Linked DNA regions of Homo sapiens: regions 2, 3, 4, 5 and 6 are each linked to region 1. Evidence: chromatin loops called from intact Hi-C (ENCODE). Cell type or tissue: chondrocyte. All regions are shown on one strand.

What was found. Peaks named below come from ENCODE experiments on the same cell type or tissue, not always from the same donor. Only the 100,000 strongest peaks of a DNase experiment are listed, where the experiment ranks them.
Region 2: a loop joins it to region 1, with 9 times the contacts of the local background. A loop is called at or near these places in 47 of 110 quality-filtered maps.
Region 3: it touches region 1 in a loop (9-fold over the local background); 54 of 110 quality-filtered maps call a loop at or near these places.
Region 4: it touches region 1 in a loop (3.0-fold over the local background); 22 of 110 quality-filtered maps call a loop at or near these places.
Region 5: a loop joins it to region 1, with 4 times the contacts of the local background. A loop is called at or near these places in 13 of 110 quality-filtered maps.
Region 6: it touches region 1 in a loop (4-fold over the local background); 2 of 110 quality-filtered maps call a loop at or near these places.

The regions. Positions count from the first base shown.
Region 1 is chr2:70,301,840-70,306,839 of GRCh38, reverse strand. FAM136A (family with sequence similarity 136 member A) reads left to right here and starts at 4,773. Exons shown (of 3, transcript NM_001329752.2): 1 at 4,773-5,000. The coding sequence starts at 4,829. RefSeq lists silencers at 2,651-2,780, 4,584-4,853 and an enhancer at 4,539-5,000. In chondrocyte, CTCF peaks have their summits at 2,554, 2,765 (motif pointing left), 4,481 and 4,697 (motif pointing right); a DNase peak (open chromatin) is centred at 4,709.
Region 2 is chr2:70,645,014-70,650,013 of GRCh38, reverse strand. No RefSeq gene overlaps it. Among named protein-coding and RNA genes, the nearest start is that of TGFA, 94 kb to the right of the region's middle. In chondrocyte, CTCF peaks have their summits at 1,740 and 1,940 (motif pointing right); no DNase peak of the experiment used is centred here.
Region 3 is chr2:70,614,819-70,619,818 of GRCh38, reverse strand. No RefSeq gene overlaps it. Among named protein-coding and RNA genes, the nearest start is that of TGFA, 63 kb to the right of the region's middle. In chondrocyte, CTCF peaks have their summits at 1,823 and 2,029 (motif pointing right); no DNase peak of the experiment used is centred here.
Region 4 is chr2:70,946,127-70,951,126 of GRCh38, reverse strand. All of the region lies in intron 2 of ATP6V1B1 (ATPase H+ transporting V1 subunit B1), which reads right to left. It overlaps ATP6V1B1-AS1 (ATP6V1B1 antisense RNA 1), which reads left to right and starts at 2,516. Exons shown (of 2, transcript NR_110274.1): 1 at 2,516-2,900. In chondrocyte, CTCF peaks have their summits at 2,174, 2,457 (motif pointing right), 3,895 and 4,096 (motif pointing right); a DNase peak (open chromatin) is centred at 2,473.
Region 5 is chr2:70,859,203-70,864,202 of GRCh38, reverse strand. No RefSeq gene overlaps it. Among named protein-coding and RNA genes, the nearest start is that of CD207, 26 kb to the right of the region's middle. In chondrocyte, CTCF peaks have their summits at 1,987 and 2,195 (motif pointing left); no DNase peak of the experiment used is centred here.
Region 6 is chr2:70,974,783-70,979,782 of GRCh38, reverse strand. It overlaps ANKRD53 (ankyrin repeat domain 53), which reads right to left and starts at 1,153. Exons shown (of 6, transcript NM_001115116.2): 1 at 968-1,153; 2 at 440-686; 3 at 1-122. The coding sequence starts at 1,137. LOC105374795 (a long non-coding RNA gene) reads left to right here. Exons shown (of 2, transcript XR_001739534.2): 2 at 3,475-5,000. RefSeq lists silencers at 717-776, 1,137-1,226 and an enhancer at 2,254-2,523. In chondrocyte, CTCF peaks have their summits at 768, 971, 2,035 and 2,239 (motif pointing right); no DNase peak of the experiment used is centred here.

The DNA.
Region 1 (5,000 bases):
CTAGCCACAATAGGAAGATTTAAACAGGATCAACTGTAGTAGGCCAGGCAATAATAATAATAATAGTGGCTTTAGGGTGATAACAGTAAGCTAGAGAGATGTGAATAGATTCAAGAGATATTTACATAATTGGATATTTATAATCATAAAACATTTGCTTTATTTTATATTTAATAATATACATATATAAAATAATTATTCAACCAAAGTTTTGAATATATATGTATTTTTTTGGCAGAGAGCTCTGAAGCAATTGTGTGGGGGGGTGTGTGTGTGTGTACATATATATATATTTTTTTTTTTTTTTTAACCTGAGACAAGGTCTCTATCGCACAGGCTGGAGTGCAGTGGCGTGATCTCGGTTCACTGCAATCTCTGCCTCTCGGGTTCAAGTGATTCTCATGTCTCAGCCTCCTGAGTACCTGGTATTACAGGCATTCGCCACCACGCCCAGCTAATTTTTGTATTCTTAGTAGAGGCGGGGTTTCGCCATGTTGGCCAGGCTGGTCTCGAACTCCTGGCCTCAAGTGATCCACCCGCCTTGGCCTCCCAAAGTGCTGGGAATACAGGCGTGAGTCATCATGCCCGGCCAGCAATTGAATATATTTTTAAAAAGTACTTGTGACTTCCAAAAAGTTGACTGAATTCTTCATTCTGCAGAAGACAGTGTTCTTTGCTTGTGAGTTTTCTTTTCCCCAGCAAGGCATCATAATCGACCAAGGAGTGTCATGACTAGAGAGTGATAACACTTCAATCTCATTCTTGTTGGCATTAATTTAAAAACAAGTGATAACATGAGAATTGCTTTCTAAATTATCAGTTTGATTGATAAAGTTTCATCTGGAAGTCTTTAACCAAGGTTGGCCATAGCTGGGTTTCTGGCTACCACCCATTGCTAACCTGAGGGTTAGAAAAGGTAGCAGCATCTAGCAAAATTCACTTCCTCCCCTCATCCCGGGCCTCCTGGCCCCCATTTATCTCACCCACATCCTGAACATGAGAAAATAGGAAAGAGCCCTAGTCCCTCTTGTGCCACCATTTGTCTCTGGCACTGCGGGGCCTGCGTTCACAGGATGGCATGCAGGAGAGGTGGGAAAGGAATCAAGATGACAGAACTGACTACCCAGGATCCTGAAAGAGCTGTGACTTGTTTCCAGTGAGTCAGCCCAGGCTTGAGCCAGATAATCCTGAAACCTCATTTCCCACCCTCAAAGCACCAGGGTAATAGCACAGACAGGTATCTGAGCTTCCTAACATGAGATTAAACTCTGCTTCCACCATGACTCCCATGGGATTTCCACAGCCAACTAACTGGAAGTCAGGAATCATTTTTCTTTTTTTTTTTTCTGGGTTTTTTTTTTTCTGTTTTTTTGTTTTTTTGTTTTTTTTTTTTGAGGGAGAGTCTCGCTCTGTCACCCATGCTGGAGTGCAGTGGCACCATCTCAGCTCACTGCAACCTCCACCTCCTGAGTGCAAGTGATTCTCCCACCTCAGCCTCTGAGTAGCTGTGATTGCAGGTGTGTGCCGCTATGCCCAGCTAATGTTTTTATATTTTTAGTAGAGATGGGGGTTTCACCACGTTGGCCAGGCTGGTCTCAAGCTCCCAGCCCCAAGTGATCTGCCCGCCTCGGCCTCCCAATGTGCTGGAATTACAGATGTGAGCCACCGCCCCAGCCAAGAATCATTTTTCGTAAATACTAAAAGTACCATTCAATTTGTGTATAGAAACTAACAAGGCTGCATTACTCAAGGACTTTTAAACTCATTTTAGCATGATTAACTTGGCTCCTACAAGTAGGAGCTGTTGGAGAGGTTCTGTCTGGCATTTTAGGAATAAGAGGGAGAAGTGAGTAGTTTCAGATTGTGCTATAAAGAAGAAAGAAAGAACTTTCTGTGGAATATGGGACATAAGTATAAACATTAAGTCAGTCACAATAGAGATTTCCTACTTTTTCTAGTCTGGAGTTAGCCCATCAGGATTGGAATTCCAGCTCCACCAGTTTATAAATGTGCAATCTCTGGCAAGTGGTTTCATCTCCCTAGGCCTCAGTTTTCTGCCCTGAGTGAGAGAAGAGAGGAGAGTAAAGTACCCACCTCATAGGGTGCTTTGTCATGGAAATTAAATGAGATCATCCCGTGGAAGGCACTTAAAACACTGTCTGGCACATTATTTAATAGTTGGTGTCGCCCTGATTCCAGCTGCTGCTGGGAGCCACTTGTAGTCGAGCTTGAAGTGAACAGGCTGTCTCAAGACCCTGAACTGTGATTTATGGGGAGATACTCACACTTGTACTCACTAGAGAGGGCCTGGCGCTGGAAGAACACAGCTTGTTTGGTTGCTTGCTTGCTTGCTTGCTTGCTTGCTTGCTTGCTTTTATTTTTTATTTTATTTTTTTTGAGACAGAGTCTCACTTTGTTGCCCAAGCTGGAGTGCAGTGACGTGATCTCAGCTCGCTGCAACCTCTACCTCCCGGATTCAAGCGATTCTCCTGTCTCAGCCTCCCAAAGTAGCCAAGACTACAAGTGCCTGCCACCACGCCCGGCTAATTTTTGTGCTTTTAGTAGAGATGGGGTTTCACCATGTTGGCCAGGCTGGTCTCAAACTCCTGAACTCCTGACCTCAGGTGATCCACCTGCCTCAGCTCCCCAAAGTGCTGGGATTACAGGCGTGAGCCACCGTGCCCAATCAAAACATAGCTTTCTTCAAAGAAGCTTGGGTTGAGTCAAACTCCCCACTGCCCTAAACTAGAGTTCTCCTGCCATCTAGCGCCCAATGGCAGAAAATCGTTAAATTCTAATGACGGCCCCATTCCTTTGTTCCTCCCCCACCCCCACCTTGCACCCCCATGCCTGACATGGCTTTCTCTTCAGCCCCATATGCCAAGCAAACACCCACTCATTTCAATTCAATTCAAAGCCTCAATTCAAGCCTTATCTCCTCTAAGAAAACTTTCCTGAGGAACCCGGATGGCTCACTCCCTCCTTGCCAGCCTGGACCACCTCCTCCAGCACACCTCTTCCAACACTGCCCCTTCCCCTTCTCCACGGAGTGTGTTTCCCTTCTCCACTGACACTCCCCTCTGGACCCGCACCCCTAGCTAATGTATTCGATAAATGAATGCACACGACAGTACTGTTATGGGTGGGACAGTGAGGCATTCCAAAAAAAAAACTGCTCCAGGAATTCAGAAACAGTTTCATGTTGCTGGCATGTAAGTGCTTCATTGATGACTGCTTCATTGATGATCTGTAGCCCCTGCTTTGTCTCTGAAGTTCATTTTTTATGAGAAATAAATGCATAAACATACATCTACCCTGTGATCCAACAATCCCATTTCTAGATATTTACCCAAAAGAAAAGAAAATCTGTGTCTACAAAAGACTTGGTCCAGGACTGGGTGGTGGTGCATACCCGTAATCCCTTTGATAGGCAGAGGCAGGAGGATAGCTTGAGGCCTGGAGTTTGAGACCAGCCTGGACAACATAGCAAGATCCCATCTCCAAAAGAAAAAAAAAATGGTCAAGGATGTTCATAGTCACCACTTTATTCATAATAGCTACTAAGTGGAAAAGACCCAAACACCCATCAGCAGGGGAATGGATCAACAAATGTGGGCCGGGACCGATGCCTCATGCCTGCAATCTCAGCACTTTGGGAGGCCGAGGTGTGTGGATCCCTTGAGCTCAGGAGTTGGAGACCAGCTTGGCTAACATGGTGAAACCCCGTGTCTACAAAAAAAAAAAAAAAATTAGCCAGACGTGGTGGCACATGCCTGTAATCCCAGCTACTCGGGAGGCTGAGGCATGAGAATCACTTGAACCAGGGAGGTGGAGGCTGCATGAGCCGAGACCACATCACTGCACTCCAGCCTGGGTGACAGAGTAAGACCCTGTCTCAAAAAACAACAACGACAAATGTGGTATGTCCATTCAATAGAATACTACTCAGCAGCAAAAAAGAACCAACAACACAGCTCAATCTCGAAAGCATTAGGCTAAGTATTTTTCAGCAATATGCTAAAAAAGCCAGACAGAAAAGGAGTACTTATTGGATAATAACATACATATGACATTCTAGAAAGAGAAAATGTAATCTACAGTGACAGAAGCAGACCAGTTAGGGCAGGGGTGGGGAGATGGGGTAGAAAGGACGGAGATTGGGACAAGACAGAGTTTGGGTTTTTATTGTTGTTTAGAGACAGAGTCTCACTCTGTCGTCCAGGCTGGAGTGCAATGGCGTGATTTCGGCTCACTGCAACCTCTCCCTCCCGGGTTCAAGCAATTCTCCTGCCTCAGCCTCCCAAATAGCTGGGACTACAGGCATGTGCCACCACACCCGGCTAATTTTTGTATTTTTAGTAGGGACGGGGTTTCGCCAGGTTGGCCAGGCTGGTCTCAAATTCCTGAGCTCAGGTCATCCACCTGCCCACGGCCTCCCAAAGTGCTGGGATTACAGGCGTAAGCCACTGCGCCCGGCGGACAGGGTTTGTTAAAACTCATCAAGCAGCACGCCTAAGATCTGGGCATTTATCTGTATGTAAATTACATTAAATAATTTTAAAGAATGTAAAGGGAGGGACATGGGAGGGAGGAGGAAAGGCAGGCAGCAGCCGCAGGGCAGGTGTCCCAGTGACCGGTTCCCAAGCGGGAGGAGGGCGGTGGGCTCGCGGACACCAGCATGCAGTGGCTCCGTTCGGCCGCCAGGGGGGGGCGTGGGCCCTGGAAGGGCAGGCGGCGAAGGGCGGCGAAGGGCGGTGAGGGGGCGGGCCCGTACGCCGATTCCATATGGGCGCCGGCGCGGAGCGCCGCGGGGCAGCGCGGGGTCGCCATGGCTGAGCTGCAGCAGCTCCGGGTGCAGGAGGCGGTGGAGTCCATGGTGAAGAGTCTGGAAAGAGAGAACATCCGGAAGATGCAGGTAGCGGGGCTGGGGCCGAACCAGGACCCCCTTCTCAGCGGGTGGGTTCCGGGCCCTTCCCTCAGCCACCACGCGACGCCTTGCA
Region 2 (5,000 bases), 340 kb before region 1:
AGCAGTTTTATTTGTAATAGCTAAAAACTTGAAGTGACCCAAATTCCCATCAACTGGTGAATAAACTGTGATATACCTATATATTGGAATAACACTCCACAATGAAAGGAATACATTCTTGATGCACGCTGCAATATAGATGAATCTCAAAATAATAATGCTCAGAGAGAGAAGCCAAAGAGAAGTATATACTGTATGATTCCATTTACATAAAATCCTAGAAAAAGTAGACTAATCTAGAGTGACAGGAAATAGATCAGTGATGATAGGGGTGGGTGTCATGTGGGGCGGAGGGATTACTAAGGGGCACGGGGAAGCCTTTGGGGGTGATGGAGATGTGCGTTACCTGTGGTGATAGTTTCATGGGTGTACACATATATCAGAAATTGTTATATACATTGATATACATAAATATGTGCTATTTATTGCATGTCAACTGTACCTCCATAAAGCTCTTAAAAATTAATTTATACACCAAAAGTCAGAAAAAAGGGGGGAAAGGCAAGGGAACATTTTAAAAATGAAAAGCAGAACACCAAGTAGAAGCATGACTAGGCCGAGCGTGGTGACTCACGCCTGTAATCCCAGCACTTTGGGAGGCCAAGGCAGGAGGATCACTTGAGGTCAGGAGTTTGAGACCAGCCTTACCAACATGATGAAACCCCATCTGTACTAAAAATACAAAATTAGCCAGGTGTGGTGGTATGCTTCTGTAATCCCAGCTATTTTGGAGGCTGAGGCAGGAGAATCACTTGAACCTGGGAGGCGGAGATTGCAGTGAGCCAAGATAGTGCCATTGCACAAGAGCGAAACTCCATCTCAAAAAAAAAAAAAAGAAGTATGACTAAATATATGTTTTCAACATAAATATGAATGGACTAAACTATTATAATTTTTAAGGGAGGGTTTCAGATTGAGTCAAAAAATGAAATCCATTGTCTGCTGTACAAAAGATACATATCAAATAGCAGAAATGTAAATGATAAAGGAGTGAATGTGCAAAGAAACAATTAAGCAAATGTAACGGAAGGAAGAACAGGACAGGGTCAAAGGTTTAGGGGCCTAGTTTACACAAAAAGCCCAATCCACAGTGAAGACATCACAGTAGAAAACTTTTTTTTGTGTTGAGTAACATACTGTACACTGCAAATAGCAACACCGTATTTGAATGTATTTAAATATCTGAAGCAAAAACAGCTGGGGGAATCTTAGTCTGTTTTTTCTGCTAAACAGATTACCTGAGACTGGGTCATTTATAATGAACACAGATTTATTTCTCTCACATCTGGAAGCTGGGAAGTCCAAGATCAAGGCACCAGCATTTGGTGAAGCCTTCTTTCTGTGTCATCCCATGGCAGAAGACAGAAGGGCAAGAGAGGGTGAGAGAGAAAAGGGGGTCTTTCTTCACTCTTTTATAGCGAAACTATTCCCATGATAGCAACACTAATCCATTCGAGACAGTGGAGTCCTCATGGCCTAATTATCTCTTAAAGATTCCACCTCTTAGTACTGTTACAATGGCAATTAAATTTCAACATGAGTTTTGGAAGGGATATTCAAACCATAGCAGTGTATGAAGGAAAATAGACAAATAAAAATTATAGCCAGGAGATTTTAACATGTCTCTCTGCCCCTCGTAATTGACACAAGAAATATATACATATATGAATATAGACTATATATATGAATTTAGACTATATATTCATATATTTTCATATGCATGGATTTATATATGAATATAGAGGATTTGAAGAATGTAACAATAAAAGCATCTTGATTTAATAGACGCATATATATCCTTTAAGCAGAATGCACATTCCTTTTAAATGGCCATGGGATAGTTACAACATGATAATTCACCAGGACTCGAGAAACCTCCTTGCCTTAACATCCTCCTCATACCTAATGCTGGTCGGCTGCCTACTGCCGCTACCAACGATGCCCACCAGGGGACGACGTTTCCTTTCTTTCCTTCCTCTGCAGAAACCGGTCCAAGCAGGATGCCTTCCTTTTTCTGACAGGCAGCCCCCAGCAGTACCATCACAAACCTTGGTCTCTTCTTGTCACCAGCAAAGGGATGAAGGATAAGTGGTGAGTCTCCTTACATTCAAGACCTTAGAATTCATTTGATTACTATGTCTGAGCAGCTATTGACATCTATTAATAATATCTAGTGCTCGCTGCTCAACTTCCTAAGAAGTCCTCATCTTTTGGGCATCCAGAGTGATGGCCCCAGTCCACCTGGGTCTGTTCTCCAGGCCAAGAGATCATGCAGAATAGTGTACAGGAGCCCGGGGCCCCAGAGCCACACTGTTTGGCGTGAACCCTGATTCAGGTTCATGAGCTCTGTGCCCTTGGGTAAGTCACTTAACGTCTCCAAGCCACAGTCTTCTCATCTGCAAAACAGGGAAATAATCAATATGGAAAAAAATCAGAATCTAGGGGAATAATTTTTGATGATTTAAGATTATTTTAATTTTGAATTTTTCAGTGGGGACACCATAACATTTTCCACTGATTCAGACCTCTAGACATTGGTTTCTACCATTTTTAAAATTAATGCATGCATACACACAAACACATGTGCACGCACACACACACACATAGACACACAACCGCACACATCCAAATATGCATGCACACACACACAGCCACACTCACATCATTGGCATCATTCTAAAATAAACTTAAAATTGATTATCTCAGTTTACATTGTTTTACCTGTTCAAAATATCCTGACTTCAGAGTTAGGAACAGGAGTGCTTCTCTAGAGGTGGGTCTTTGCTTTGTACAATCTCAGCATACAACAAAGATCATTTCTGGCCAACACAACTGCTCTGAACCTTTGGCGGTGCAGGGTTTGCATATCATTGGAGGCTCAATACTCTAGACATCGAAGAGTTTTACATCAAGCTAAACATTTTAAGTTAAATATATTCTATCTTCCTAGTTTTACAAATTCGTCATGAGCTAGAAAGCTAGGTTCAAATGTAGAGTTCAGACTTGCTGGAGCTCCCCAGAGGAAAATGGCAGTGTGAGGAGAGGACCATTATCCTCCTGTTCCCAATGCTGTGTCCATCCCGTGACACAGGTGGCCTTGTGAGCACACATGTGGACACCCAGAGTGCATGCCCAGGCTTCACCCATACCCCCAGGCAAATGGCTGCTTTCTGGACACCCTGTGAGTCCCTGGGAAAATGAACTCTGGGAAGAACCTGTGTGGACCCTAGAAGTAGGCTGCAGCTGTTTGGGCAGGGAATTTGGGGTCCTAGATCACCAGGGCACAGTGTAGCACCAGGTGAGCGTGTCTCCTTGGCCCCGCTCACTCCACCCTCATGAAAGGCGTGGCCAAAGAAAGGGTCAGGCAGGGCCCTCTGAGGCACAGGACCCAAGCCCCTTTTATTGGGGTCTAAGGTCAGTATCGCTTCCTGAAGTCCCAAGGAGAGGTCAGGAAACAGTAGTGACTCTCTGTGAAGTTCCTGAGAAGGCAGTGCAATATCCTCATTCCCATTCATTAAAAAACAAAACCTGACCACAGGCTTGGGTGGGAAATGTTTTGTTATAAACAAGGCAAGACAAACGCTTGCCAAGATTTGTCTAAGACAGCTGGTTGATTTGTCAGGTTAACGAGGGCTGGAAAAAGTAAAGCCTCCTTTTGCCTTCACTGGGGTCTAAAGGCTGCAAGAATTTCCTCACGGTGATACTGACATGCAGTGACACCAGGAACCCTCTCATGGTGTTAAAATCTTAATGGTGAGCCGTAGCAATGCTCTCCCTCCCATTCTTGGGCACTGGAGCATGATACACACAGGCAGGAAGTGCGCTGGCCTGTTGTTGGGTCACTGTCATTCTGGCTTTCTCCCTTGTAGGGCTAGAAAACTAACTTTATCAGATCACCCAGAGGTGATCCGGCTCAGGATGACAACTTATTTGCCACAGATTGCACTTTTGGGTGGCTACTTCCTCAATGCATTTAGGGAGGCACCTTCATCGTATCTGTTAGCCATCTCCCAAACACTGCCACTCCTGAGAGTATACCATAGGTCTCGAATCCCAGCCTCTGTGCGACAATTCTCATCACTGTCACTAGAGGCAGCAGCATTTGCTGACCTGGCCTTTTGCTCTAGGCTTTATCCTAGCTGTATTGTCTATAAATATCACCCATAACCCATGAGCCAGCTTGCGGGGCATATGGGATCATGTCTCTTACTTTCTTTCCACTCACTGTTCGGGCTCCACACAGCCATAGTGACAGAACAGCTAGCACTTCCCTCTTGAGGCCTCCCCCAGACGCACCTAGAGTTGTCCTAATGCCCAGGGGGTGACTGAGTCCAAAACCCAGCTCACAGGCTTCGTGGCTCCTGTCACCCCAGGGCGCTATCCCAACATCATGGTGCTGTCTCCTCTCTCAGCCCCCAGCTGTCCTTGAGGGAGACAAGACCTAGTGGCTGTTTTCCTGGATGAGAAGGCAAGCTCCTCTGAGGTGCAGGATGCTCTTCTTCCTCCTTGTCACTCCAGGACCTAGCAAGGCACCTTGGCTTATGCAGGGTAGAGGCTCAGACATTTATAGAACTAATTCAGAGCTATAGAACATTAGAGCTGGAAGAAGTTGTTGAGATCACATAGTTTACTGCTCCTCCTCCATTCTACAGATGAGGAGACTGAAGCACAGAGGTGAAGCAGCTTGCCCAACGTCACACTGCTGCTTAGTGATAGAGGCAGTGCTAGACCCCGGGGCTCCTGAATGTTACTGTTGGAGGCTCTTAACCCACTGGGATCAAGAAGGTGTCAAGAGCTAGACTCTCCCTCCAGGAGAATGAACACAGACACAAAACCTTGCATATATGCTTCCGGGTAAAGAACCTGCCTGCATTTTGGTACCACTACGTGCTGGCCTGTCCTGGGCATGTTATATCATGAGAAGGCAGGTAAGTGGGGCTCTGGAGCCAGGCTGCTTGGGTTCAAGTCCCAGCTCTGCCACTGCTAGCTGTGTGATTATT
Region 3 (5,000 bases), 310 kb before region 1:
TGACGAATTTGCTTTCAGTTTCACTGACAAAATTAAAAGAAACATTCCATCATCTCTCACTCTGTGTCTACTCCTTGCCTTCCATCTTATTCCTTGGATGAGTGGATCCTGATCCTAGCAGAGGACGACACCCTCATTTGTCCATCAGATCCCAGCCTCTCTCCTATACTCAAGGGCCTCACATAGCATTTCTCCCTCTCCCTCTTATCACAAACTTTCTCCTGTTAGCTGCATCATTCCCATCAGCAAATAAACATTTATATCCTTCTCCTATTAAAAAAATGCCAAATATTGTTTTCACATCTCCCTTTAGCTATTTCCCCATTTACTTTTCTCATTTACAGCAACGTTTCTCAGAAAAGTTGCCTGTACTCACACTCTTACCACTTTTTCTTGAACTCAATCCAACTGGACTAAACTCAACCCTCTAGTTCACCAAAACTGCTCTTGGGGAGATTATCAGTGACTTCTTAGTTGCTAAATCTGTGTTCAAACCTCAATTCTCACTTTACTTGACCACACATCTCAGTTCGCCCAGAACATCCCTAGCTTATTGTTGTCCTGCCAAAGTTGGGTGCCCTTTTTCGACTTTAAAAGTGCCATACTTTGTATAGTAAAGTATATGGTCACTCTCTTATCTGTAGCATTTGATACTTTGGGTCCTGCTGTCTTCTTTAACATTCTTTCTTCATTTGATCTCTGAACACCACTCTCCTGGTGTTCTTCCTCCATTACTGGCTACAAGACCTTATAAATCTGCCCTTCACCCCCATTACCTGTATGATCTCATCTGCTAGTACAATAGGGTGATTATTAGATTAATGTGTTTGTCAGCTATTGCTATAATAATGCTGCATAACAAATGGTCTTACAATTTCAGTGACTTACAACCCTGATAATTTATTTCCATGCTCCTAGGTCTATAGATTGGCTGTGATTTGGGGTGGGGTAGGCTGGGCCAGACCGGACTCCCAGCTTCTGGTTGGACTCAAGACTGCTCCACATGTCCAGGTTGAAAGGGCCCCACTCACTCTACTCTAGGACTGGCTCCCTGCTCCTCCTTAGGATGCCAGGAACACTCCCTCCTTAGCACCTTTCCATTGCTGTGCCCTCTGACTTGTGCAGTTTGCCCTCCGATATCTGCACGGCTCACTTCCTCACCTTCTGAATGAATTGATTCAGAGATTAATTTATTTGTGTACAGGTTGGCTACTCTCAATGTTTGGCTATTCATCTATTGTCTAGCAATCATTAGCTACTTACTTAGTGGATTATGCCTGTGTTGACAGTTCTACTCTCAACTTCATAACCTCTTTAGGGCTGGTAGCACACCAAAAAATGTTTTGAAGCCAACAAATTCGACATTGATGAAAATTAATGCAAGCATAATTTATTGCTGTGCCAAATCCAGTGTAGACATTTTCAATTGGTGAACACAGCTTAATTAAGAGATATTTATATGTTAAATAGAATTAGATAAAACGTAGGTCCCGACTGAAGTACAATTTATAAATCTGCCATTGTTATTGCAAGATTATTAGCTGCAAAAAGCAACCTCTGCTCCTTTCTAAACTTTCCAGGTATACTACATCGCACAGGCCTATATTTGTGTATTTTACTTTCCCATAATGGTTATGTTGGACTTTATTGCCATTTATAGAAATGGAGGTGGGTCTAATAATTTTTTTGAGGTGGAGTCTTGCTCTGTCTCCCAGGCTGGAGTGCAGTGGCACGATCTCGGCTCACCACAACCTCTGCCTCCCAGGTTCAAGTGATTCTCCTGCCTCAGCCTCCCAAGTAGCTGGGATTACAGGCATGCGCCACCACGCCCAACTGATTAGTAGAGACAGGGTTTCACCATGTTGGCCATGCTGGTCTCGAACTCCTGACCTCAGGTGATCCGCCCACCTCAGCCTCCTAGAGTTCTGGGGTTACAGGCGTGAGCCACCGCACCTGGCCAATTGTCTTAAATTCTGTTCCTGCAGACACTTGCACGTGGGCTTGCAAATCACAGAAAATACACCCTGGTGCCAGCAGGTGGCACCCTCCTCATGCCCAGCCAGGCTCCTCCCAGGAACTGCATTCTGGAGTCCAGGGAGCTTTGGTTTGGGAAATATTTGCCAGGGTTTCTGGTTATGGTCTTTCCCCAACAGGCACCTGTTTGACTGGCATTTCCTGGCATGCACCCATCTTAGCATATTTCTTTGTCGGTAGAGTTTGGCTTGAAGGGAGGTTTCAGTAATTGATTACCTCACACCACCAGGTAAGTTCAGACTTCCTTAGCTTAGAAACCAAACTACACAGAGTGGTGAAAATAAACACGGTCTTGAGTAACTCAACATGGATATTGCTGTTATACTAATAGGGTGTTAATTAGTAAAGAGTGCTTAACTTTTTTACTGCCAATCTAAACAAGCTGGCTATGTTTTTGGCTGTGGGCCCTACAACTGCATCTCAAAGTGCTTTGCAAACATTAATTAAATCCTTCAGTGCACATCCAAGTAGTAGGTATCATCAAACCCTTTTCCAAGATGTGGAAAACAGATTCCCTAAGCCAGTCCTTGCTTAAGGTTAGGCCCAAACTGGGACTGGGTTTAGAATGTTGTGAACAGTTCTGACACTCTCTGCGCCCAGTTCCCTGGAGTGTTCCAGCAAGTCAGCCTTTCAGCCAGACCATGGACGCCTTTTTCTTTGCCAACAACTGCAGGGTCTGAATTTTTCCAGGCTGAGGTTGATTCCTTCTACCCTGTTTGTCCTTATTGATACATTATAACCTGTCACCTCCCTGTCACTTAATTTCTGTTTTAGCAACTGTGATCTTCAAGATGGTGGCTCACAACCTTTGATGCACAGACTTAGGCTGGCTGGATGCAACATTTCTCAGGAAATGCCAAGCACCATGCCACAGTCATCTGAGGTCCTCTCTGAAAAGATACACTTTATCTTTCTGTCATGGTGGGACCCAGGTTCTGGGCCACAGGACTTGGTGGGCTAAAAACACTCACGCCCTATGAGGAGTAAAGGGCTTCTTCCCTGAGTCTTCTATTTCCAGAGTGTTCCTCTCTTCCTTGAAGATGCAGGAGAACAAAACGCACAGGGCACCCAGAAGCGAGGAGTGCCCCCATGCATTCCATGCTGGTGTGTCCAAGGTGCACTGTTTATGCTCTGCCCTGCTTGGGGAGCAGTGGCTCCCAGGCAGGCTGGGCCGGTATCACAGCGAAGCGGGTGGGACCCCCTGTCATCCCCAGAGGCTGGCCTGGCTCTCAGGAGTGAGCCCTGTGGAGTATCAGGCTCAGCGCTTCCATTCTGTCTACCTTGGACACGTGCTGTGGTTATAAACCAAGGTTGCAACACTCCCTGAGCTTTACTACCTGCCTTCTAGATGTGAGGTCAGGCTGACCTGTCAAGCTGTGACAGGCACCTGGGAGCAGGTTACTCACTCCACTCTGCTGAGTTAGGAGAATATTCCCAGAAGAGGTTTCACACCAGATGAATTGTCTGAACTCCGGATGTGGCTAGCCATAAGTGGCTCACACCTGGTGGCTCCTCCAGAAAAGCTCTCCAGGAGGAACCCTGCTGCCCTTAGTGAGCTGAGCAAGGGGGTGTTCCAAGGGAAACCTGACCTCCAGCCAGATACCCTGCAAGGGCTACCTAACTGCAATAGGAGGTTCTCCTGCAAAGACAGCTAGAGGGGCTGCTGTTAGCTTCCTGTCACCTGCTTTCCTTGCTTTCTTTACTTTCCAAGGCAGAGAAGAACTCCACAAGTAATTAACCCTTTACAAACTGAGTCACCGGACTTGGGCTATACAGGACTAGAGGGTTTAGTTGAAGAAGTTCACGTTGTAAAAATAGTGCTTTATGGATCTCTGGAACCTTTGGTAGTACTGTATATGGATTTCCTGAACCATCAGCAGAACACACAGTTAGGCAAGAGGCTCCTGGGGTGCTTCCAGCCTCTGGATCTCCTAGCCTTGCTAGAGATGTGAGGTCATTGGCACACACTGTGTCTATCTAAGCAAAGGCTGGACTGGAGTTTACAGTATGAATTATTGAGTGGGACTCATTTGTGGGTGCAATAAACTGAATGTTTATGTTCCCCTAAATTCATATATTGACAACCTAACCCCCAGTGTAATGATATTGGGAGGTGGGGTCTTTGTGAGGTGATTCAGTCCTGAGGATGGAGGCTGACAGTATTAGTACCTTTATAAGAGACTCCAGAGGGCTCTCTGCCTCCTCCTGCCATGTGAGGACAAAGCTAGAAGACATCCGTCTTTGGGCCAGGAAGCAGGTCCTCACCAGACACCAAATCTGCCAGCATCTTGATCTGGGACTTCCAGCTTCCAGGAGTGTGAGAACCAATTTCTGTTGCTGATAGGCCATCCAGACGGTGGCACTCTGTTACAGCAGCCTCTACAGACCAAGACAGTTAAGGTCTTTGGCCACCAGCTTAATGGCCAGACACCTTCCTCTTACACAAAGGAAGAGCAAGTTTTGGCAATATTGTGCTGTTACATGGTGGTCCCCTAACTACTCCTGGAGTGGGGGGTTCTGGGAGTGCTATACAGAGGGGTGGAATATTCTATTCTGCTAATGTGTGTTCAGCCAAAAGGAAGAAGGAAGGAGGGGAAAGAGAAGTAGGAAAGGAAAAAAGCTCCTAGAATTTGGTTAAGTCACAATGTTACAATCCCGAGGGTGCCAACCTTAAGATGGCAACTGATGAAGACAATGACGACTTTGGGGACAGTTCCTAGGACATATGTAGCCATCTGGGTGGGAGGTATGGATTTACAGTCAAACCTACTTTATACCACAATGCACAATACAGACCACGACTACATGCCTGACTAAAAAATGTTTTCAAACACATGCTTTCAAGACACTAAGGAACGTCTCTAAAGGCCCCAAACAAACAGGGTGGGAATCCAGAGAGGTGAGTGAGAAACAGTCAGTGGTAGGCCCAGGGACTTATGGCAATTCCCCATGACTGGAACATCATT
Region 4 (5,000 bases), 640 kb before region 1:
TACTAAAAATACAAAAATTAGCCAGGCGTGGTAGAGGGCGCCTGTAATCTCAGCTTCTCGGGAGGCTGAGGCAGAAGAATCGCTTGAACCGGGGAGCTGGAGGTTGCAGTGAGCCAAGATTTTGCCACTGCACTCCAGCCTGGGCAACAAGAGTGAAACTCCGTCTCAAAAAAAAAAAAAAAAAAAAAAAAAAATCAGGAAAAAATTATGCACACACAGTCACACATGGAGAGCAAATGATAGAGCAAATGAGATAATATATTAACCGTTGGTGACATGGATGTTCCTACTACTATTTTTATCTTTGCAAATTTTTATAAAATTGAAATTGTTTCAAAATAAAAAGTAAAGTAAAAGTATACTGACGGAAAAAGAGACATAATTCCCTTTATTTGCAGATTATATTATACATTTAGAAAGACTCAAGAGGTTCTGGTTTAGAAAGAAGGTTTTAGAATGAATAAGATAATTTGGCTGTTTATAAGATAAATATTTAAAAATCATTCCCCCCCTCCTTTTTTTTCTATTTTAGTAGTAACCAGTTAGAAGAGGCAACGGAGAAAACCATCCCATCTGCAATAGGGCCAAAACTCATAAAATAGCTAGAAATAAATATAACAAGAAAGGTACAAAAAAAAATTATGGAATAACATAAAACAAGTCCTAAACAATGAAGAACATTATTGTCTTAATGTTCTTAGTTACTAGCATAAAAACATTAATCCTTTTGAAAAGTATATAAATTTGATCCAACCCTAATGGATTATTGTTTATTTTAAAATTTAATAAAATTATTTTAAAGTTCACATAAATGTCTGAGAATAGCCAAAGTAGTTATGAAAAAGATCAGAGATAGAGGACTTGCCTTTTCAGATATTAAAACTTGTTATAAAGCTACTGAAGTCAAGCAGTAAATTGATATGAGGTAGACAAATGGATCAGTAGGAAAGAAAAAAAGTCCAGAAGGAGATCCCAGATTTTATAGGACTATTATAGAACAAATGTTGTATATTAATTAATTCTCAGAGGGGAAATAATATATAGAACATAAGAGGATATCTAGTTAGAAGATAACCACATCATAAACCCAAATACATTCCAGGCATGTAAAAAAAATTTAAATATAAAGTAAAAACAATTTTTAAAAAATACTGGAAGAGCTTTTCTTCTTTCCTATCTTTCTGAATAATCCAATTAAAAGACAGATGAGCAATGTCTTTAAGCAAGACAAGAAATTCAGAAGGTATAAACAAAAAATATTTGATCATATGAGTATTTCAAACTTCTGTATGGCAGAGACACAATAGATGAAATCTTTGTTTCATTTATTGTTGCAAAAGATAGCCTGTGAGCAATAAACAAGGAGCTCCCGTATGCACAACTTGCTTGGTAGGAAGATTTCACGGAGAAGGAAGCAAAATCAAAATGGTAAACATATGGACAGACACTCAACTTTCCTAGTTATCAGAGAAATGTAAATAAAAGCGAGACAGTACTAGTTTTCATTTATTAGATAGGTAAAACTACAGAGAGAACATATTCAGGGCCAGCAAGGATGTGGGGAAGTGGGTCCTCTCATACCTGGTTGGTGGAAATGTGAATTACCACAACCCTTCTGGGCAAGCCATCTTGCCCCAAATTGTCAATATCTAATTTGAAATAAAAAAGTACTTGAACCAGCAATTCCACTTCTGGGAATCTATCCTATAACCACAAAAGCGTCCGTTTAAAAGGGATACAATATTGTACTATTTGTAATGGCAAAACCTGAGAACATACGAATGTCTGTCAATAATGGGACTATTGAGTAAGTTACAGTACATCCATACTATCGCCTGCTATGCCAGTATCCAAAAGAATGCGTAAAATGTGTATCCGCTGACACTGTCAGTGGATCCACTGTCAGTCCCTTGGCTCTCAAGGGACTGACCCCGAGGTCAACCTCTAACATATTTGCCTGTGTTTGAGCGTATTCAGCAGGGTCTTTCGGGGCTGAGAATAAAGCGGTTAGGGGCAGATAGTTAACTTTACGTGTCTTTCCTCTTTTTCACTAAGTTACAAGGAGCATGTATTATTTTTGCAATTAAAATATAATACATTTTTAGGACATGTTACAGCACAGTGCTGGTGATTATCATCATCATTACTATCGTTATATCACCTACTGGCCACAAACTAGTGACCTTAAGGGCTTGCGGGTTGGGGCGGAGGGTCCAATTCCCCAGCAAGGTGTGACCAAGTAGGGACCACTCCGCCAGGGAACCCCTGCTGGTCGAACTTGAGACTAGGTTTGCAGCCCTGACAATCACACGGAAGGGAGCGCTACCTTGAGTCCTCCCTTGTCCTGTGAAGAGGATGCCAGGAAGGTGACCTGTGGTTCCCCAAACCACCCCTCAGCCTTGCGGAGTGGGGGCTTCAGCACTAGGCCGGCCGGGGAGGAGGGCTCCGAGGTGGGAGGAGCTCCGAACACCCAGGCGTCTTGGGTTCTCAACCACAAGAGGGAGCCCAGGAGCACGGACAGCGAGGGCCTGGGAAACGCGTGGAACACACGTCCCGGCTCGTTTTCCTCTCCCACTCTGATAACCTGTGTTTCGATACGAAACGGGCCCTGCCTCATTATTTGTCATCTCCCTGGAGGTGACGGAGGGCTGTTTCAACCTCAGGGGAAAAGTTGCTGTACAGAACACAGGCCAGAGTGTGCCCCAAAGAAATCAGGCGGTGGAGTGATTTAAAAGTGATCATTTTCTGTAGTCCTAGCTACTCGGGAGGCTGAGGCAGGAAAATCGCTTGAACCCGGGAGAAGAAGGATGCAGTGAGCAGAGATCGTGCCATTGCACTTCAGCCTGGCGACAGAGCAAGACTCCGTCTCAAAAAGAAAAAAAAAAAGTGATCATTTTCATGTGAGTTTATGTGGGTGAGAGAGGGAGGGTGGCAGGAGAGGAGAGTGGAGAGGAGAGTGGTGCGTTCTGTGTCCCTGAAGGACAAAATCAGAGAAAATGAACTTTAAATGGCAGAAATTGTGGTCAGATCTGGGGAAGGGCCATCAGGTTTTCACACTCAGGCATGGAGGGTGTAGTGTCTGGAACCTTTAGGAAGAGCCCCAGGCTCTAAGTGTGTGCTGGATGTTCGTCGTTATTGTTGTTGGTGGTGGGATCTCATGACCAGTTATGGCAGTGGGTACCTGGGAGAATTCCCGTGGGGGATAGCTAGTCCAGGAGCTTGTATCTTAAGGGGCCCTATTTCCCAGCCGCATACTGAGCAGGCCTGATCCCATCAACTCGGTTGATGTCGGTTACTAAGAGGGCTGCAGGAAGAGGGCATGACTCAGTGCAATGTAACCCCGTGCTGGAGATTCAACTGAGCTCTCAACCAGCAAGTGGCCAGGCACAGGGGAGCTGCTGTCTACACACGGAGGACTGGAAGTTCTTAGCAAGCCTGTCGGGATTTGTGCACAGGAATGCTGCCTCTAAGGTCCCTCCTGCTGACAATGGCCAGGGCAGTGCGGAGGCTCCTCTTTGGAAATTGTCTTCAGAGCTGATGCAGACTCTTTTGAAAGCAGCCACAGACATTGGGGATGGAGTCTGGTGGTTAAGGTGAGTGCTTACTCCAATTCTCAAACAGGGACCAATTTGAATCACAGACTACAGGAGTCAGAAGATTCTCTAGAACAGAGGTTCTCCGTGTGGTCCCCATACCAGCAGCATCACCTAGGAACTTGATAGAAATGTACATTCTTGGGCCTCCTACCCCAGGCATGCTGAATCAGAGCTCTGGGGTGGGGCCTAGCAATCTGCCTGTTAACAAGCCCCCTGCACCCCTGATATTCTGATGCTTGTTCAACTTATACAAATCAGAGAGTTAGACTTTTCTGGGTCACGAACCCTGAAAAATCAGACGAAACTGTAGAAACTCCTACCAGAAAAATGCACAGGCACATTCATGCATACCTTCAAAGGTCTGCACACAATTTCAAGGGCCTAATTCCTTGGGCTAAGAACCTCTGATCTACACAAAATTCTTCCCTCAAATGTTCTTACATTTGAGGACGGAAGCAGGAAGAGTAATTGCCTGTGTGATTCAATGTGGGCAGAAGGTGGCGCTGTAGAAACAGAATTGTAGCATTTGCCAAATCCTGGTAGAGGGAAAGGGGTAGGGGCAACGGAGAGGGATGGGGAGAGGTGCCTCCACCACCCAATTATTTTTCTCTGCCAAAGCTACAGATGCATCCGATAGTCGCAAAACCACAGGTCTGGGGACCTAGTTCTGGTTTCCTAGATCGGCCTCATTTTACAGTGGAGAAAATGGACACCTGTATAGGTTCCGACTCCATGCCACACTGGGTCCCATGGAGAATGGCAGGTCTGGTGGAGAGTGTGGTGGAGGTGGAGAGGGGGCAGGAGGTGGCACCAACTGTTGAATCAGGCTTATTAGCATTTCTGCATTCCAGGCAGAAACATTGCTGGCTATTCTCAAGGGAGAATAATACTACATTTGTCTGATGTGAACCTCACAATAATCCTATTATTATTTAATAGATGAGGAAACTGGGATTTACAATCCGAGATTGATGGTTCTCTAACTTGAGCATCAGTTCACCTGGAAGGCTTGTGAGGACAGACTTCTGGGCCCTACCCCCAGAGCTTCTGATTCTGTCAGTCTGAGGTGGAGCCCAAGAATTTGTATTTCTAACACGTTCCTGGGCAGTGCTAATGCTGTTGATCTAGGGTTGGCATGTAGCTAGCAGAAAAGAGTGGGATGGATCTGGGATTAAAATCCAAACCCAGTGTGCTGCACTTAACTACTCAGCCACACTTCCTCCTGGGGCGTCCCTTACACTGGGGGGTCAAGTGGTAATGTCCGTATGAACTCAGAATCTGTTTGTTAGCAAAGAATGGGTCTGATTTATTTAATATTGTTGGCTCAGGTTTTGACAGGTGCATAGCTAGTCATGCTAACATTTATTCATTCATTTATCTCATTAATGTACTCACCTTTCCTTT
Region 5 (5,000 bases), 560 kb before region 1:
GCACTTTGGGAGGCCAAGATGGGCAGATCACCTGAGGTCAGGAGTTTGAGACCAGCCTGGTCAACATGGTGAAACTGCATCTCTACTAAAAATACAAAAACTAGCCAGGTGTGGTGGTGGGTGCCTGTAATCCCAGTTACGCAGGAGGCTGATGCACAAGAATCGCTTGGACCCAGCAGGCGGAGGTTGCAGTGAGCTGAGATGCCGCCATTGCACTCCAGCCTGGGCAACAGAGGGAGACTCTGTCTCAAAAAAAAAAAAAGAAAGAAAGAATAGAAAAACAAAAACGCAGGTAGCAGCTGGGTGCGGTGGCTCATGGCTATAATCCCAGCACTTTGGGAGGCCAAGGTGGGTGGATCACCTGAGGTCAGGAATTCAAGACCAGCGTGACCAATATGGTGAAACCCCGTTTCTACTAAAAATACAAAAAATTAGCCAGGAGTGGTGGCAGGTGCCTGTAATCCCAGTTACTCAGGAAGCTGAGGCAAGAGAATTGCTTGAACCAAGGAGGTGGAGGTTGCAGTGAGCCGAGATCGTGCCATTGCACTTCAGCTTGGGCGACAAGAGCAAAAACTCTGTCTTGAAAAAACAAAAAGCAAACAAACAGACAAAAAACCCAAACAAACAAACAAACAAAAAACCCAGGTAGCATGCATTAAATTAGATTGTGGCGGGGAAGTGGAGGAATTACAGTGGGTTGAATGGCATCCCCTCCAAATTCATGTCCACCCAGAACCTCAGAATGAGACCTTATTTGGAAATAGGATCTTAGCTGATATGATTGAGGTAAAGATAAAGATGAGATCATACTGGCTTAGGATGGGCTCTAAATCCAAGGAGAGCTTTCTTAGAAGAGGATGCATAGAGACAGAAGAGATGGCCATGTGAAGATGGGGGCAGAGGCTGGAATCAGACACGGAGGAGCCAGGGAATGCCTGAAGCTGGAAGAGGTGAGGAAGGATTCTCCCCTGGAGATTTTGGAGGGAGCACAATGCAGCTGACAGTTTTTCAGACTTCTGGCCTTCCGAACGATGAGAGGGTCACTCTCTGTTGTTTTAAGCCGCCTGGTTTGTGATAATTTGTTACAGCAACCGTAGAAAACTAACACAGGAGTCAAGGGTGATACTTGACTGTCTGGCTCGGGAGACTGGAGCACAGAACCAGGGTCAGACTTGTTGGCTGGGGTGGGGATAGGGATGTGGTGGTCAGGTGCTGGGGCCGGGTTCAGGTATGGATTTATTGTTTTTGAAGAGTTCATGTGGCAAGCAAGCAAAGAGGGCCAGTGGTAGCTGGATTCATAAGTCTGGGGGACTGGTTTAGACTGAAAGAGAATTGGGGAGTGAGGTGGGGAGGAAGGAGATTGTCCAGGGAGAATCTGTGTGGAGAGCAGGGAAGAGGAATAAGAACGGACCTATCAGCAAGTCCAGCATCTAGGGGAGAGGTGAGAGAGAAGGAACTCCTGGAGGTTCCAAACAGGAGAAGACCAGGAGTGCGTGAGGCCACAAGTATCCAAGAAATGGGGCCTTGTGAGGGAGTGTGAGTGGGAAAGAATGTCACCAAGAGGTAAAAAAAAATCAACAGATAGGAAAATGCCAGTTGAATTTGTAAACAGGAGGGTCAGTTCACCGTGACTGTGGCAAGAACAGCTTTGGTGGAGTAGGGGAAGCATGGAGTGTCACTGCCACCTGACTCCTGTTTCTCGGCTCTCTTTGTAACAAGAACCCCCGGCATTCCTAGAGGTTCCGGACTCTCAGGACTGAACCTGTCAGGGCTTGGCATATTTAATAGTCACCAGCTGGTGGGATCGAGGCCATTGCTACCCTGGCTACATCCGGAAGACGAAGACTGATTACTCATGTGTGCTCATTGGGGACAAGGCAAGCAATTTTCTGCCTTCCATGAAGCCAGCACCTGGCGCTTGGTTCAAAGAATTCAGCAAATTTATACCTTTACTGAAATCTCAGGGGTCCTGGCCTAGGGAGTGAAATGTAGGAATGAGATGACTAATATTACTACTACATTCATTGAGGGGGTCGGGGATTCCTGGAAGGCCAGGATTCCATTATAACTATCATTCAGTCCAACAAATACCTAAGGAGGACCAGATTCACACGCATAGTGAAAACAGAACTCCAAGCGGCAGGAGCCCTTCTGTGCCCAGGCAGAGGCAATGGCGCCATCTACAGGTCACTGAGGGAGAGAGCGCCGGCGGAATTGTAATGCCAGGGAGCCGCTTCGGCAGGGATCTCAGGAATCCCGCACTCTTGTGGACTCTGGCGTTCTCGACATGAACTTTTCTTAATGACCAGATGTTTAAAGGGAAGGACAGATCCATATCTGAGCCTGGGTGTGAATTAGGCAGGGAGAAAGATCAAGCTTGTGGATGTCCATGTCCTATAAGAGCAGCGCTAAAGGGAACTTAATTTAAGGACTCTTTCCCAAAATATGACCAAAGGAGTGGTGGGGAGGGGTCTATGCTCGTGAGGGAAGAGGCAGTGGATCGCAGCTTAGGGGTATGTTTAGGGCCGGGGGCAAGCAAAATGCAGTGTGGGAAGTCAAGTCTGTGTGCCTCCGTTGTTGAAAACATTTTTTTTATTATTATTTATTTAAAAATATGTTTGAGGTAGGGTCTCACTAGGTTGCCCAGACTGGACTCGAACTCCTGGGTTCAAGCGATCCTCTCTCTTCAGCCTCCTGAGTAGCTGGGACTACAGGCATGCGCCACCATGCCCGGCTATGTTATTTAATAATACCCAACATTCGCTTATCCAGTGCCGGGCATTCTCACAAGCATTCTAAAACAGGTATTAACTTGTTGACCCTCAAAACAATCCCATAAGTTAGATGATATCTCATCCCCTATTTTATATATAAGGGAACGAGGCAAAGGGTCTGGACACTTGCCCAACGCCACGCAGTACTGGGAAACGAAGACTCCAACTCAGTCAGTCTGGTTTCAGAGCCCAGGTCTTCACCCCTGCACTTTCCTGCTTCTCTAGCATCTGCTACTAACATCTGCTCCACATCTTCTAAAATATATTCTATGTTATCTGCCTTTTAAAATGGAGCGTCAGGAACATAAACATTTATAGATGGGTTTGATTAACATGCTGATCGCCTGTGACTGCACTAATACCGGACTGAGTTCAGGAGCCACTGATGGCCTCAGCTACCAGGCTTTCTTGGGGTTCTTCAGTCTACTTTTCCCCATGGAGGAAGGAAAGCTATGGAAACCTCTTAAGCAGGGAAGAGACGTGGTTTGATTTCAATTTTAGAAACTGATTTAGATTTTCTTCAAAGGTAATGGACATAAAGACCTGGCAATGACCACAAAGCCAGAACCCTTATAGGTGTGATCTCCTGGCTTGGCCTCTGGGACTGGTTTAGGAGGAGGATTTGCAAGTAAGGAGGAGAGCGGCATGGAGGATCAAGGTGAGCTGAGATCAGGTATCTTCTCTCCTTGTCTCTGTCCCAGTCTCCAGAGGTGACTGTGTCCTGCCATAGTGCTCCACAAAGCGGTGCCACCTGGACAGTGAGCTTTATCCCTGCTCCATGCTGCTCCACTGGAAGAAGCACTGGGCGAGAAGTCAGTGGGGCTGGAAGACCCCAGTAACATCCCGCCCAGTGGAGATGCCACACTCCCCCTGTGGCATCTGCCTTTTCTGCTCCTGGGAGGATGTGCTGTGCCTTGCTCATAGGCAGGGCTGGCTGAGATGAGCCATGGGTCTTTTCTAGAGTGGACAGCTTCCTTCTTGTAGTGGTCCATTTTTCATTGCTATAAAGGAATACCTGAGACTGGGTAATTTATAAAGAAAAGAGGCATATAGTTCTGCAGGTTATACGAGCATCTGCTCAGCTTCTGATGAAGCCTCAGGAAGCTTTTACTCATGGTGGAAGGTGGAGGGGGAGCAGGCATGTCATGTGGCAAGAGAGGGAGCAGGAGAAATGCCAGTCTCTTTTCTTAAAAAGTATTTTTAAATTTCAATAGCTTTGGGAGTACAACTGGTTTTTGGTTACAAGGATGAATTGTATAGTGGTGAAGGCTGAGATTTTAGTGCACCTGTCACTCTTCACTCTCTCTCTTTCCTGCCACCTTGTGAAGAAGGCACTTGCTTCTCCTTTGCCTTCCACCAAGATTGTAAGTTTCCTGAGGCTTCCCCAGCCATGTAGAACTGTAAGTCAATTAAACCTCTTTCCTTTATAAATTACCCAGTAACCACAAAGCAAAAACCTGTAATAGATACACTAAAAATAAAAAGCAAGGAATTAAAAACATACTACCAGACATATCACTTAACCACGAAGGAAGAGAGCAAGAAAGGAAGAAAGAAAAAGAAGACTTACAAAATAACCAGAAAGCAAGTAACAAAAATGCCAGTAGTAAGTCCTTACCTATCAAAATAACATTGAATATAAATGGACTAAATCCCCAATTAAAAGACATAAATGGCTGCATGCTTTAAAAAAATAAGACCCAACTATGTGCTGCCTACAAGAAACTCACTTCACCTATAAGGGAACATACAGACTGGAAATGAAGAGTTAGAAAAAGATATTTTATACAAATGGAAGCAAAAAAAGGGGCAAGAGTAACTATACTCATATCAGATAAAATAGGCTTTAAGTCAAAAAGTGTAAAGAAAAACAAAGAAGGTCATTATATAATGATAAAGGAGTCAATTCAGCAAGAGGTTATAAAGGAGTCAATTTAGCAAGAGGGTATAATAATTGTAACTATGCATTCCAATATCAGAGCACCCAAATGTATAAAGAAAATATTAATTGATTTAAAGGGAAATATAGACTGCAATATAATATTAGGCAACTTCAACACCCACTTTCAGTAATAGACAGATTATCCAGACAGAAAATAACAAACAAACATCAGAGTTAAACTGCACTCTATACCAAATGGACCTATCTGACTTAATCCATTTTGTGTTACTATAACAGAGGACCTGAGACTGAGTAATTTACACAGAAAAGAAGCTTACTTAGCT
Region 6 (5,000 bases), 670 kb before region 1:
AGGTGCAGGGGTGTCTGGCTATTGTTGGTCAGCAGGTCCACGGGAAACTTGTACTCCTCTACCAGGACCTGCAGGCATGCAAGCTTGCCCCATTGGGCGGCGAAGTGGATGGCAGTGAAGCCCTGTGAGGTTCAGAGCAGGCAGGAGGAGGCTGAGTGGGACTGAGGTCCCAGGGTCCACAATTTATATAAATTTATTGGGGTTACCTTCACTTTCTTCCCTGTGTCCCCAGGAATGCTCACACCCTTTTGCTAATTAACCAGTGTGTGTTCATCAGCCCACCCAACCTCCCTGCCCCCAAAATGGTCCTTCCACAGCCAGAAGATGAGTTAAATTAGGAAGATCTACCCAGAAAAGGATATCTCTTCTCCAGGTGACCACTCCGAGCAGCGTAGCGGGAGAGGGACCTCGGTCTTTGCCCCAACACTCAAGACCTTACCTTGTCGTCGGTGGGGATTTCCCTGAGGCTCTGGTTCAGACAGAATCGCAGCCATTCCACGTTGCCCACAGCCGCTGCGAACAGCTGGTAGTAGCTCCCGATCGCCGTCTGGTCGATTGCCGTCTGGTCGGACTCCTTGCTGGGGCTGGGGTCAGCGCGGGGCGGGGTGAGCGAGGCAGGGCGGCGCGGCCTGGCGAGGGCAGTCGCCTGCGCACTGAGGTGGTCTGCGAGGTCGGGCAGGGGCTGGCTGGAGGGCGGGGCAGTGGGGAAGCGACTCTGGGCCACGGCCCGGGCACCTCTCGGGAGGCGATCCCTGGCCCCCGCCTGGCTGGTGGGCGGGGCAGTGGGGAAGCGACTCTGGGCCACGGCCTAGGCACCTCTCGGGAGGCGATCCCTGGCCCCAGCCTGTCTCTGCTGGCTTCTCGGGCCGCAGCCTCCGCCCCCGCCCGCTCCAGGCCCTGCCCACCAGGGAGGCGCTGGGCCGGGTTCTCGCTCCCTGCAGCCGGGACACCTTCTCCCGCTACCCACCTGGGCTGCTTGGACTCCGCGTCAGTCCAGGTGGCCTTCAAGGAGACTTTGTTCGCCTGCTGCATGGAGCCACTTGGAGTTGGCTGCGGCCGAGCACCTCTCCCTTCTCCCCTTTCTGAGTGCCAGCTTCCGGAGCCCGCCCGCCGAGCGGTGCTGCCCGCGGAGGCCATCGCGGGGCTGGAACTCGGACCCGGGCCGGGCGGGCTACTCACACACCCGCCGGCGCCCCGCCCCCGGGGGCCACTCCTTGCCAGCTGGCCGCGGTTTCCCGGCCCCTTCCAGGCCGCTAGGGTTCGGCTGCCTCTCTAGCTGGAGGGGCAGAGCCCGGGGGCCTCCGGGGACCCTGCCCGCCTGCCGCTCCCCACCCGCCGCTCTGCTCCCGGTCTGAGCCAAAACCCCCACTCAACCTCCCAGTCCTGCTGCCCGGGAAACTCAGCATCAAACACACAAACAACAAAGACACTTGGCTTTTGTTTCCGATTATCAAACTAATAAGTAGAAAACAGAAATATTCAATGTGGAAATTAAAAATTACCATCCCACCACGCACAGAAATCATGGTTTATTGCAATATATATGCATATCATGACTATTTTTTGTATCTCTTTTCGTTTATTAATAGCATTATATTACGAGCTAGCGCCCATTGTCACTCCACATACTAAACGTACATTATGACGCAACCAGAGCCCAGCGTCATAATGGATGTGCCATTGTTTCACATGTGCTGCCAAGAACGAAATGGCTCAACTCTGGTTGTTTTCTTAGAATGGATTCCTGGGAGTCGAATCACTAGGTGAAAGGGAATGAATATTTTTCAGCTGTCAATATGGGCTTGCAGACTGCCTTCCAGGAAGGTTATTATTCACTTCCACTTCCACCTGCAGTGAAGCGGGTGCGCTGCACATCAGCAGTGTGGCTTTTGGCAAGTTATCTGACTTAGTTTCTGTGGGCGGCAAGCCACCCAGGTGCCAAGGCAAGAGACCGAGGGCACAAGCTGTTCCAGTATAATAAAATATACAAAACAACAAGAGTTATACTAGATCTAGATCTAGATCATAGACGTGATTATATATGAATATCGTTAATCATTAGTTTGTAGCAATTACTCTTTATTCCAATATTGTAATAATCCTCGCTCTATAATCATAACCTAGGAAAAACCAGGCCATAGAGAGATAGGAACCAAAGGGACATAGTGAGAAGTGACCAGAAGACAAGAGTGCGAGCCTTCTGTTATGTCCGGACAGGGCCACCAGAGGGCTCCTTGATCTAGCGGTAATGCCAGCGTCTGGGAAGACGCCGGTTACCAAGTGGACCGTGGTCTGGCGGACCCTGGTCTGGCGGACCGTGGTCTAGCGGTAGCATCAATGCAAAGGAAAAGCACCCGCTACTTAGCAGACCGGGAAAGGGAGTCTCCCTTTCCCAGGGGGAGTTTAGAGAAGACTTTACTCCACCACCTTTTGTGGAGGGCTTGACATCAGTCAGGCCCGCCCACAGTTATCTGGAGGCCTAAACATCTCCCTGTGACGCTGTACTTCAGCGGTCACACTCCTGTTTCACTTTCATGTTCCATCCTGTACATCTGGCTCTGCCTTCTAGATAGCAGTAGCAAAATTAGTGAAAGTACTAAAAGTCTCTGATACACAGAAATAATGGCGTAAGCTGTCCTCTCTCTCTCTCTCTCTCTCCCTCCCCCTGTCCCCGCCCCCACCCCCACCCACCTCGGCTGCCAAGCAGGGAAGGGCCCCCTGTCCGGTGGACACGTGACTCACGTGACCTTATCAATCATTGGAGATGACTCACACTCCTTACCCTGCCCCTTTTGCCTTGTATCCAATAAATAACAGCACAGCCAGGCATTCGGGGCCACTACCGATCTCTGCCCTCTTGGTGGTAGTGGTCCCCCGGGCCCAGCTGTCTTTTCTTTTATCTCTTTGTCTTGTGTCTTTATTTCTACAATCTCTCATCTCCGCACACGGGGAGAAAAACCCACCCACCCTGTGGGGCTGGTCCCTACAAGTTGCTACAGCAGCAAAATGGGGATAATAGCACCTACTTTACAAGGAATGAAGGAATGCAAACAATGAGAACAGTGCTAGCAGAGAAGCACTACCTGTGAATCTGCTATTACTCAAAGAAGAACTATTCAAACCATTGCTAGCATCAGATATTAGGATTTTAAGTAAATGTTCACTAATTTGGTAGTGGAAATGATGTTCTAATGTGGCTCTTTGATTACCAACAAGGGTTAAACATTTAATTATCAGTGGTTTTGTCTTCTAGGAATTCTTTTACTCACATGGTTCTTTGAGGGCCTTAATGTGTTTCTTACTGATCTGTAAAACTTATTAGCATAGTGACCCTTTATGTATGTTATATTTGTTGTCAATATTTTCCTCAGTTTGCCTTTTGACTTTTTAGAATATAGAGTAGCTAAGCAATAACTGTTGCTTGAATCAGTGTTGTCTTACTGAGCCATCCACATTCTCATCCCTTCTCAACAGGAATGACCCCAAGTTTATCAGAAGGCTCCTGTGGCTCCAGGGTCAACTCTGGGCATATCTGACTACATCACTCCACCCCTACCATGGTCTCTCCTCTGTACCCCAGCGTTCCAGGTATTTCCCCTAAGAAAAGGACAGAAGGTCCCCTAAGACCACAGTGACCTGCAGAGAGGGACAAGAATACAGATTATCCACCCAGAATCACGTTTCTCCCTTTCCAGGGTACTGTCTTCTGAGAGCGCACTTGTCTGCCAACCCCAGTAGCCAGGACTCAGCATACCTGGCAAACACCTTCAAAACTAGCAAATCATGCTGGCTATCTGCCCCAGGTAGGGCCTTAGCAACTGGCTTCAAGTTGAGATAAAGTGACAGTGCTTTTCAGGGATACAGTTTGAAGATTTCCTGGGCTATTGTTGCTTCTGGGGTGTTAGGATTCTAATAATTACAACAGGACCCTGTGTATGTGGTGGGGTTGGAGAGAGCATCTCAGTACCTCTCCAAGTTCATCCTCACTATCTTGAACTGGGGTATCTTACATCTCTATACCAGTGTTTTGCAACCCTGGCTGTACAAACACCAATGCAGGGGTCTTACCCCTACAGATTCTGATTAATTCATCTGGTTTGGGGCCTGGGCATTGGTATTTGTAAAGTTCTCCAGGTGATTCTCGTGTGTAGCCAGGGTTGAGAACCACTTTAAGGCCTTTCTGCCTCAGTCAGGGAGGCAAGAGGCTGCAGGTGATTTTGAGGGAGAAGGGTCAATAGAGTAAGGGAGGAAGAAACAGGAAACTAGCAGAGTCCCCGGGGGGAGAGAATGTGTTATCCTAAAGACCCTTGGTCACAGCCATGCAGCTGGGCAAACAGATAACGCCTGGTGGAACAACAGAAGCTGGACCATGAGAAGGGCAGACAGCAGAAAATGCCCAGAGAAGGGTTCAATTTCTTCTTTGGAAGGTGATGGTAAGGGTGTGGCTCCAGATTAACTGGTTCTACAGCTCCAGGCAAGGGAGATGGAAGGCTGAGGGGAGCAGGTCCATCAGGGAGCAGTTGGGGGAGAACCTAGAGAGGCACTGTCTGTACACTCCAGGGCCAGTGCCCAAGGCCAGATGCTCCTCATCTATTCTCTAAACCACCCCAGGATCCTCTTGAAGCTTAAGCTAGTTTAGATTGAGCTTCTGTCACTTTCAACTGAAGCTTGACTAGTAAAAACTCCTGAGGTTAAAGCCTCTATTGGGTAAAAGAATTAGAACCAGTGGGATAGTCCCAGAAAAGAGCTGTGTGGGCTAGGGGCACTGTGAAGACCCAGGGGACATTGGAACCTGGCCCTGTGCTGTCTTCCAGGAGGAGTGGTACACCCCAGAGAAATGGCCAGGTACGTGAAACTAAAGAATCATGCTTGGAGTGCTGAGATCCATTTGTCTGAGCAGGAACACACCCTAAGATGGGCCTAGGCTGTGGAAGCTGACACTTTCACTGTGGCCAGGCAGCGTGCTCGCTCATGAATGGGAGCAGGGTGGGGGAACTTGG